Regions from separate parts of the Homo sapiens genome. Here region 2 is linked to region 1. A link is a loop called in an ENCODE intact Hi-C map of the cell type or tissue named here. Cell type or tissue: heart left ventricle. All regions are shown on one strand. Links, peaks and the distances in the headings refer to the core of each region. The heading gives the core; the rest is flanking DNA. Region 1 has its middle 200 kb from the start of LINC02344. Region 2 overlaps STARD13 (StAR related lipid transfer domain containing 13).

Region 1 (5,384 bases), core at 259-5,258:
TACTGTAGAAAGATCGAATGATCAGGACTTAATCCAAGACCCCTCACTTTCTGCATGGGTGTAATTGAGCGTTATTTAACTTTTCTGAGCCTCAGTTTCCCTAAAGTGTCAAATAAGATACCTACTTGCCAAGACTGGGTTTTAATAAGATTGTTTGTAAAATGTCTGATACATAGTGGGTTCTTTATTGTTTTTAAAATTATTTATACAAACAGTTTTAACTTCAAGGGGGAATGTTAGTCATAACTTGTCTGCGTAGCAGCAGTATTTCGGAAACCACAACATTTCCAGATTTCTGCTCATCACTTAGTTTGTTTTATTCAGTAAACACTGATTGGACTCCCACTAAATGCTGAATGCTGCACTAGGACGCAAAACCAATGAAACAATAACCTTTCTCACAGCTATGTAAACAACTTGTTCATTTTATTGAAAGCCGTGCTCAGAACTGTTCTGGAAGTTTACTCATCTGTAGTGCTCAAGTCGTGGTATTTGCTCTCTTGCTGCTATTTAATGAATCCTGAAATTGTTTTTGTAACCTAAAATAAAATTTTTACTATGATAAAATAACCTAAAAGAAAATCTGATTAAAAAGTTTATTTAATGTGGAATAAAATTTAAAGCAGCTCTAATATGAATAGCAAGGGAATTTTGTTACTAACAAACCGATAGAACAATATAATGAGGCAGTTTCACTAAGACTGTATGACAAAATGGAACCTGAACTCTGCTCCAGTGTATTAATAATTAGTGTGACTTTTACAGAGATTGGAGTATAGGCTGTTATCAGACATCACAGGGAAGTTCTGTTCAGTAAGCTGGCAGAAGCAATTTCTTCTTTCTTTAAAGAGGAAAACCAGGTGGTTTTACAGTTGAGTGTTCGTTAAAAGAGGTATCTACCAGTTTTTCCCTTTTAATTCTGCTTTTCAGATTGTGCTAGCCCAGAGAGAGTTATAAATCCCTTGAATATAAGACATTGACTTCAGTTTTTATTGTCACCTCTCATATACATCCCTAATGTTTATCTAATTTTTATCTTACCAAGACAGCATAATCATTATGCAGTAAATATAGACTGAGTAATATTACAACATTCTCAGATTCAGGAGACTCTCCCATGATGGGAAAATATATTTCAGAATCAAATACTCTTATTTCCTAAGCTTCGTTTTCTTTATTATTTTTTATTAGTTTTCATTTTCCTAACTTATAGAATAAACAAATGCAGTTTGGAACAATTAAAAAGTTTCTTACAGTTATTGATGATAAAACAGTCCAAATGATGTTACACTAAATTTCATAAATTCCTGGCTTTAAAAATACGTATGATGTAATGGCATGTTAAATAATGGCCAGCACAATTTAGTTGTCTTATTTGCCATTTCTGTTTTGCTTCACCATTTTACCATTTTATTTTCCACCTTTGAGTCTTCAGTACTCTTAACTGTATCACTGAGGATTGACAATCCTATATATTTAATTTATTTACATGCACACACGGAAAATGGAATGTCACATCTAGAGTAGCTTTCCCATAACCCAGCTCTATTCATGTCCCCCAAATCACTGATGCTCTTATTCCAGATCATGATGAGGACCAACTGGGGTGTAAGCCTGACCTCTGTGTGTTCTATAAGGGATCACTCAGTCCTCTTCCATTCCAATAATTTAAGTATAGATTTTCGGACTGCCATCTCGCCTTGTATAATATGCTTAGATGGAATCAGTAAAACAAATGTGCCTTTTATTTCCCTGAATGGGATTATTGTAAAGAAACAAGAAGCCATCAATAAGGGGGCAAAGTTCCCTTTATCCCCAAAACACCAATAGTCACATTTGAGGGCTAGAACATATTTACTTCAGCTTTTGTGGTAAGAGAAAGAATGTAAGTTTTTTATGTTCAAAATAAAGTTGACCTTGGTGCAAAACAACCAATATGTTCTAAGAACTTTCTCCTCCTTTGGAGCAGGCCTTTGTTATATCTCTAATTAATATAATTAAGTTATTTTGAAAATCAAAACAATTAATTGATGTTTTTCTTTCTCATCTGCTCCTGGAAGTTGTATTTTTAAGTTACTAAAATACAATTTTATCTTTAATTGATTGCCTTTGATTCTCTGTGGTAAAACTTAAAATACAAAATATATTTTACTTAATTGTATCAATTTGAAATTGTTATAGTTCAAGAATATTTGTATGTAACTCTTCTAAACTTTGAAATCATCAATATTAAGTTTAAAGGAAGACTTGGGGCTAAAATTTCCAGTCAGTGCTTTTTTCACTTTTGCTTTTATTTTTGGCCAGTCGTATTCAGATTTATGTAATGAAGAAAACCCATTTGGTTCTCCTTTTTTTTTCTTTTTGAGACAGAGTTTCGCTCTTGTCATCCAGACTGGAGCACAATGGCATGATCTCGGCTCACTGCAGCCTCTGTCTCCTGGGTTCAAGCGATTTTCCAGCCTCAGCCTCCTGAGTAGCTGAGATTACAGGCATGCACAACCACACCAGGCTAATTTTTGTATTTTTAATAGAGATGAGTTTCACCATGTTGGCCAGGCTGTTCTCGAACTCCTGACCTCAGGTGATCCGCCCGCCTCAGCCTCCTAAAGTGTTAGGATTACAGGCGTGAGCCACAAACGGCCCGGTTCTCCTTTTATTATGTCCAGAATTTGGACATAACATCTTCTTTCATCAAGAAAATGGTACATTTTAATTTGTTCTGCTTTCCCTCTTTGGGGTTAGTGTTTCATTTGTCATGAATAGTTTGGATGGTAGATAACCATAACTTGAATAATAAAAGGAAAATAAGTTTTTATAAAATAATGTTAAAACAGGCCCAGTCCTTAATCTCATAGTGCTTATACTAGACACTTAGAAGAATTTAAATATATCCAAAGGCCACTGAAATGTTCTATAATCATTTTAATAGTGTTTCAACAGTGTATTCTATATATAAAAAAATACATTAGAAAAGGTTCCTTTTCTCCTGCTTAACATAGTACATGATCACAAAATACATGTATGAAAAAACAGCATGTAGTTTCAAATATCTTTAAAACAAGGATAAACAAGAGACCTTTTTAAAAATGTTGAAATCCAATGTCTACCTGTTGAATTACATTTAAAACCAGACAGAAAATACACACTTCTTTCTGTCCTACTTCTTCAACTATTTTCCCTGTCTGGTGCATAACATTCTTAAACTGCTTAGAGGAAACTTTACACAGAGCAATGCATCATCCAGTTAGTTCATGTGGCTCTCCCTGAGCTTGAATACCATTCCAAAGAAGATACTCTAAAAGTCTGATAACTCAAAATAATATAATTTGTAAAGGCCTAGTATTTTATGGTAGGAGACTCTAGGACATAAAATAGACATTCTATTGATGAGAAATCTGAGAGTATAGAAAAAGTGAAAAGTACACCCAGCTAACAAAAAGAGTGATTTCAGGGTTGCTAGTAGGCTTTCCTTGCTTGCCCCAGAGCATTCCTATTGTGATACCATCACTCCACTTATCTCTACTTATTGATCAGTTGTCAGTTACTTTTGAAAAGTCCTAAGCACAACGTTCTGACCAGAATTCTGATGAACATAAAGTAAGTATAAGATATGTCCTTCATTTCTAGGAACTTTGAGAGTAATTGAAGAAAAGAGACACATTCATGTAATGGAAAACACCTTCTGATGATGTGTGCTGTGAGAGCAGAGAAGAGCATAATTAACACTCAGCATTTGTTAAGGGCTGAACATGTGCCTAGAGCTTTATATCCAGTCCTCACAGTCATGATCAGAGTGGCTGGGGAAGTCTCCATGGAAGAGGTGCTCAGGTGTTTGAAAGTTTTATTGACATCAAATACAAGGAAATTGTAAGCAAAGGCTTTGGTTTAAATTTGCATGTGATCTTACCATGTACTTCCTAGCCTTTTTCAGTTTATATAAGCATAAATCCACTTACTTACCAGATGTAATAATTTTATTGAATGGAAACAACTTGATAGGGTGAACAAAAAAAAAAGAGCTTTGTTTTTTCTTTCTGTTGTTCCTTCAAATATGTGCAAGGAATATTTCTTCTCTACTTTGAATGATTTATCAGGTGGGTGCCATAGTATTTCCAATCATTTTAAAATAAAACATCCTCTGGTTACCTTTTGGCACAAGAACAGTTTCATTTAAATATTCAGAACTTTCAGACCATTTATAATCACATAGCTTCATAATCTTACCTAATTTAAAGCTGCTTCCCACTGCTGAGACCTGCTATGGGCAGAAAGGCCTGTGGGGGTTGGCTTCTCTTTTGTTTTCATATCTTGCTCTATTGCTCCTCACCCAGTCTGCTACCTACAGTGTCTCATCCTCCAGGGTCTTACTAGGTAGAAAGGACTGGGGGAAAAGACCCAGGTTTACATGGTCACTACTCTGACAATCTGGAACTGGCATTCTTGGGGCTTTGATTGACACTAAAAGTACCTCTTTATGTTCCTCTGCCTGGAATCTCCAGTGACACAATTCTCGGATTGGCCTTTCTCCCACTGGCCACTTAGGACTTAAGCCAACATTTAGCCATGGGTGACTGATATGTTTGCCTCACCTGGGTTCTTTCTGTTGGGGTCCCATTGTCCCAGCCCCTTTGGAAAAATTTTGTGGCTGATTTCTTCACCTGGAAGGTGCCCATCTGGTCCACAAGAACCACTTGTACTTCCTTGACCCAGTTTTGTGTGGAAATACAGTAATCATCTTACAAGACCACTGCTACCCTTTGGATTCCTCATGTCGGAATCAGACACCAGGTATGAATCAGATTAGTTCATAATTACTTGAGATATAAATAAACAATTGCTCAGAAGTACAACTTTTTTATACCCAAATGACATAAATTTCTCTCCTGTTTTCATGAAAGGAATTTTGTACACACAGTATCCCAGGTATATTAATAGCATACAAGTAAAAGTCAAAGCATTACAACTTTGACAAAAATAAACAGAATGTTTTCAGACTTCAAGATAGAAAAATTTCTTACAAGCACAGCCATAAAGGAAGAAAACTAAATCCAGGGACCAGAAGAAATGCTAAAAATTATTATTCAAGAAAACTTTCCTGAAATAAAAAAGATTAGAAGTTACATATTGAGAGAGTTCTCCATACACCTAAAAAGATCAACCCAGAATTATAATATCAAGACACTCTACCACAATTACTGGGTTTTAATTTTTTAAAAATCCTTTGACTATTTAGAGGGGAAAAGAGCACATGATTTATAAGAGATCATAATTAGATAAACTTCAGTTTTTTTCATTAGCAATACATTAGGCTAAAAGAAAATAAGGTAACATAATTAAGATTCTCAAGGGAAAAAAGTATGTGCCAAGCACTTTGTGTCCAGAAA
Region 2 (5,384 bases), core at 93-5,092, 410 kb after region 1:
GATTAACTGTGCATCTGCTTAGGTTTCCTTAAAAACAACACACTGCAAGGTTAAAGGGAGTTAAAGTGGACGCTAGATACATAAAAAGATTAGTAGGCAATTGAACAAACATTGAAAGATACAAATAAGCAAATACCTCTCAGTGAGGGACTGCTGAATGCACTACCTTCTTTATTCTCTTCAGCAAACCTATGAGGCAAGACCCGCTTCAATCTTATAAGTGGCAGAAACTTACTTTAGAGAGGGTAAGTAGACTGTGGACAGTCACCTAGCTCTTAACTGGTATCACTGACACTTGGAACCAGGTCTTAAAACTGAACACCCAGGTAGAGTAAAATAAATTTAATTCAATTCACAAAAAATAAGCAATTATTATGTCCTTGGCATTGGACAGGCTATACATATGAATAAATATGTTTATATGAATAATGAAACAGAGAAACACAGGTCTTGCTCTTTTTTATTTTTTTGAGATAGTGTCTCACTTTGTTGCTGCGGCTGGGGTGCAGTGGTGCCATCACGGCTCACTGTAGCAGGCCCGGCTCTTGATGACTTCACCTGTAACAACTGAGAGTGGAGGCTTTCAAGCAGAAGGCTTCTAAGCTGAAAAAAAAAAATCATATGATTCGATTTGGACTACACTGTGGAAAGCTATTTAGATGGGGAAGATGCTGGAGACAGGGTTTCTCCCACATTTTTACTGTAACAGATCCAGAGAGAGGTGGCAAGGCCTACACTAAGAGAATGAGAGTGAAATTACGAATGAGGGAACAGATTTGAAAATCAGTTCAGAATTAGGTCTTGGTGATGTGCTTGGTGAGGATGAAGCAGGATCCGATGATTCAGTTTATTTCAGAAGGAAATGATATGCTCTAGGTCAAGGTCTGCGCTGGGCCCAAGGCTATGCAAAGCTAAACCAGGCCATCTCTGGCCTCAGGGAATGCAGATGCTCCCCTCTCAGGGGCTGCAAATTCAGGCAGAAACCAGACACCTAGAGTCAATGTGTGAGGCCCAAAGTGTAAGACAGTGCCAAGCCGCGGGGACCCACTGCAGCCACACAGAGGTGTGCGTCCTGCCAACGGCATTCTGACTCGGAGTTGATTCCACAGAAAAAGACGCTCATGCAGAGTAGCCGGATTGGATCACAAATAGCGATCTCCAGAATGGCTCCCTCATCTCTACTTAAAGAAATTCAGTGGTTCATTTTGCTGTTACCTTATCCAGGGAATACACGATAAGAATCAAGTGCAGGGGACTAAAATAAGGAGTGTTAGCTTTGAGATATACTGAAGCTGAGATTCAGATGGGGCAAGCTGGAAATATGGTCCCCGGGGCTCAGTGAAGAGGTTTCTGGAAAGAAGTAAGTGCCTTTTATGGCAGAGTTGAGTTCCTTTGTGAAAAAGAAGACTGCAGGTGCTTTATATTTAGACCGTCTAGTCTGATGTAATTATACCCTCTTTATAATCAGTCAGGGAAAACTTCTTAGAGAGGAAGGAAGGAGGCATTCAAAACCTCTTTGAAAATGGGAAGGAAGAAAGTTTGGCAAGTTGAGAAGGGTCCTCTGGCCACTGGGAGGAAGGGTATGTACAAGACAGTGCAAGTGGTAGAAGGACAGCTTAGAGGTGCCCAAGAAGCTCACACCTGTGCATGGGAGGACAGAGGGGAGGGAGGTGGAGGACCACACAGGGCTGCCCTCAGAGCACCCAGAGTTCCTGCTTCAGCCACGCTGTCTGCTAATGAGCATTTTCCTTGGTGCTCTGCAGGGTGACGACTCCGATGAGGAAGATCTTTGTATCAGCAACAAATGGACTTTCCAAAGAACCAGTCGCAGGTGGTCTCGTGTGGACGACCTCTACACGCTGCTCCCTCGAGGAGACAGAAATGGGTCACCGGGAGGCACGGGGATGAGGAACACGACCAGCAGTGAGAGCGTCCTCACAGACCTGAGCGAGCCTGAGGTCTGCTCCATTCACAGCGAAAGCAGTGGAGGCAGCGACAGTCGCAGCCAGCCGGGCCAGTGCTGTACAGACAACCCGGTCATGCTGGATGCCCCACTCGTCAGCAGCAGCCTCCCACAGCCCCCCAGAGATGTCCTCAACCACCCCTTCCACCCCAAGAATGAGAAGCCCACGAGGGCTAGGGCCAAATCATTTTTGAAACGCATGGAAACACTCCGAGGGAAGGGAGCCCACGGGAGGCATAAGGGGTCTGGGCGGACAGGTGGCCTGGTGATCAGTGGGCCCATGTTGCAGCAGGAGCCAGAGTCCTTTAAGGCTATGCAGTGCATCCAAATACCAAATGGAGATCTCCAGAATTCGCCGCCACCTGCCTGCAGAAAAGGGCTCCCATGCTCTGGCAAGTCGAGTGGCGAGAGCAGCCCGTCGGAGCACAGCAGCAGCGGGGTGAGCACGCCCTGCCTGAAGGAACGCAAGTGCCACGAGGCCAACAAGCGCGGGGGCATGTACTTGGAGGACCTAGATGTGCTGGCGGGGACAGCACTGCCGGATGCAGGGGACCAAAGCCGTATGCATGAATTTCACTCCCAAGAGAATTTGGTGGTGCATATTCCCAAGGATCACAAACCAGGAACATTCCCCAAGGCACTTTCTATTGAAAGCCTCTCTCCCACAGATAGTAGCAATGGGGTTAATTGGAGGACCGGTAGCATCTCCCTGGGCAGAGAGCAGGTCCCTGGTGCCAGGGAGCCCCGGCTCATGGCGTCCTGCCACAGAGCCAGCCGAGTCAGTATCTATGACAATGTCCCTGGCTCCCATCTGTATGCCAGCACAGGAGATCTTTTGGACTTGGAGAAAGATGACCTTTTCCCTCACTTGGATGACATTCTGCAGCATGTCAATGGGCTCCAAGAGGTAGTCGATGACTGGTCCAAAGATGTCTTGCCTGAACTGCAAACTCATGATACATTGGTTGGGGAACCTGGCTTATCCACCTTTCCATCTCCTAATCAGATCACCTTAGATTTTGAAGGTAACTCTGTCTCAGAAGGTCGGACGACACCCAGTGATGTGGAAAGAGATGTAACATCTCTTAATGAATCTGAGCCTCCTGGGGTCAGAGACAGGAGGGATTCTGGTGTAGGGGCCTCTCTGACCAGGCCAAACAGGTAGGTGGCATGCACTTGTGAAATGATTTTTCATCCATTTCATAGTAATTGTGTTCTGTTTATTTCTTTAACAAACATACACAGAGTACTTACTAAATGCCTGACTCTGTTCTAAGTGATGTATGTGATTAGGAATTATTTGAACAGAAGTATGACTTCTGTACAGGTATCATGGTGATTGAATCCATGTGAACTCATATTTATTTGTGCTTATCCTTTATTTTGTTCCTAGTTTTATCCAAAAATATTTTGAGCTTCTTATGTGCAAAGCGTTATACTGGGCACCATAGGCAGGGAATCCTGGATAACCAATACCCAGTTCCTAGGCACCGACTCTTCCCCTGACCTTCCTGTGATGCGTTCATCAAAATGTCTCTTCCCCAAATTTTACACTTTTTTTGCTCCTATAAGAAATTTCTGAGGCCTAAGATGTGTACTCTGCAAGTTTGTTTTTGCTTTAAAGTGCCAATTACAAAGTACATCAAAGCTGACCTACAAAGACCGTTTCAGAAGCACCATAGAAAAATGGCCCTGTGCTGCTGGGTTTCTGGTTGAGGCAAGGGTGTGTCTTGTGGTTCAGTGATGTGTCACCTCTGTACCTCTCATCTTCGGGCTCCATCTCAATACTGAGCAAGATATAGAGTGTAGACACATGGAAGACAATGAGAAAATTTTCTACAGCCCTAGACATTCGACAGCTCTCTCCCTCTCTCTCTCTCTGTTTCTTGCTCCCTGTCTGTATCTCTCTCTCTTTCTCTCTTTGTCTTTATCGCTCTACCTCTGTCTGTCCTCTGTCTATATTGCTCTATCTCTGTCTTCCCTCTCTCTGTCTCTTGCTCTGTCTCTATCTTTCTGTCTCTGTCTGTCTCTCCATCCTCTGCCTCTGTATCTCTTTTTGTCTCATCTCTCCATCTCTCCATCTACATCTGTCTCTCTCTTTTCTATCTCTCTGCTCTCTCTGCTTCTGTCTATATCTCCCTGTCTCCGTCTCTTTCCTCTCTTTCCGTTTCTCTCTCTCCCTCTGTTTCTCTCTCTCTCTCTCTCACATACACACACACACACACTCACTCACACACACACTGTCTCAGCTTGCTCTCAACACTTTGGGAACAAATTTGGAATAAACAAACATAATATTTCCTCTATCACTTATTTAAACCCCCTAATAAAATGGATAATAAGACTTTTTCCAGATTTATCTGACTTGGAAAAATCATGTCCTATGTTTATTCTGCACACTTGTGTCTTCTGTTCCATTTGCTTTGCGATTTTCTTTGCTCGGCTGCTATCTTGATTAGCTGCGTGTACCTTGGTGATGTCCCGTGTTTCCCGCTACCAAGTCCACTTTGTGACTGGCTTCTCTGATGGTCTCTCTGGTAAAGGCGACTCCGATGGAACAGTTTCCAGCTGTCGCACCAGCCCCGGCCGGCCCCAGCATCGCCCCACATCAGCAGCCAGACGGCCAGCCAGCTGAGCCTGCTCCAGCGCTTCTCACTGCTCCGCCTCACGGCCATCATGGAGAAGCACTCCATGTCCAACAAGCACGGCTGGACATGGTGCGTAGCACATTCACCTAGGAGGGGATCCTTGGCTCTAGAGCTAAGTGTGTGATTGCAGAAGCTTCCATGTTTACTTTGTGATATCTGAAAAACCCATTCATTGCCTTCACTGATGATCTCCTGGACATAAGGCATGAGCTCTGCCGTAGCCTCGATGCAGTGGACCCTACAGGAAACATTGCTCTATTTGTAGTTCTCAGTTGGTTTCCAGGGAAGGCAGTCAGGCTCCAAGAAAGGAAAAAGAGACAAGTAAAGGGTGATTAATTGTGAACAGAGGAAATAAAAATAAACTTGCCATAAAATAATCCTGGCAGTTTGCACAGAAACAGCTGTCACTTGTACCTTCTGGCCTGATGCAAAGCTTACCACTTAGAGCATTGATTCATTCAAAGAGCATTTAATTCTTCAAATACATTTCTGCTTTTATTTCATTGGCAAATAGAAACAAGAATATGCAGTAAACCTTGTAATAAGGAATTGACAGAAGCATGTTAGAACTTGAATGTGGACCTATTGTAGATGATTTGGTGGGTTTGAAAAAATACAAAATGTGTCAGTAATTGTTCTATGTTTTATATTATACATATTTAAAAAATCAATGGTGCTTTTATGAAATATTTTAGAAGGTTATAAATTCATGGTCAAATCAATATATGCTTCTGTATTAAAATGTCCTTTGAAAACTACAACTGGCTCTAGAA

What was found. A loop is a pair of places that touch in the nucleus more often than their neighbours do. Peaks named below come from ENCODE experiments on the same cell type or tissue, not always from the same donor. Only the 100,000 strongest peaks of a DNase experiment are listed, where the experiment ranks them.
Region 2: it touches region 1 in a loop (2.4-fold over the local background); 17 of 110 quality-filtered maps call a loop at or near these places.

What each region holds. Positions count from the first base shown.
Region 1 is chr13:33,532,195-33,537,578 of GRCh38, reverse strand. It overlaps a transcript of STARD13 not described here. Among named protein-coding and RNA genes, the nearest start is that of LINC02344, 200 kb to the right of the region's middle. In heart left ventricle, for the core only: no CTCF peak of the experiment used is centred there; no DNase peak of the experiment used is centred there; H3K4me3 peaks cover 259 bases; H3K27ac peaks cover 235 bases.
Region 2 is chr13:33,126,669-33,132,052 of GRCh38, reverse strand. It overlaps STARD13 (StAR related lipid transfer domain containing 13), which reads left to right. Exons shown (of 14, transcript NM_178006.4): 5 at 1,764-3,124; 6 at 4,507-4,680. Among named protein-coding and RNA genes, the nearest start is that of KL, 110 kb to the right of the region's middle. In heart left ventricle, for the core only: a CTCF peak has its summit at 4,619; DNase peaks (open chromatin) are centred at 1,982, 2,382, 2,712 and 4,582; H3K27ac peaks cover 1,735 bases.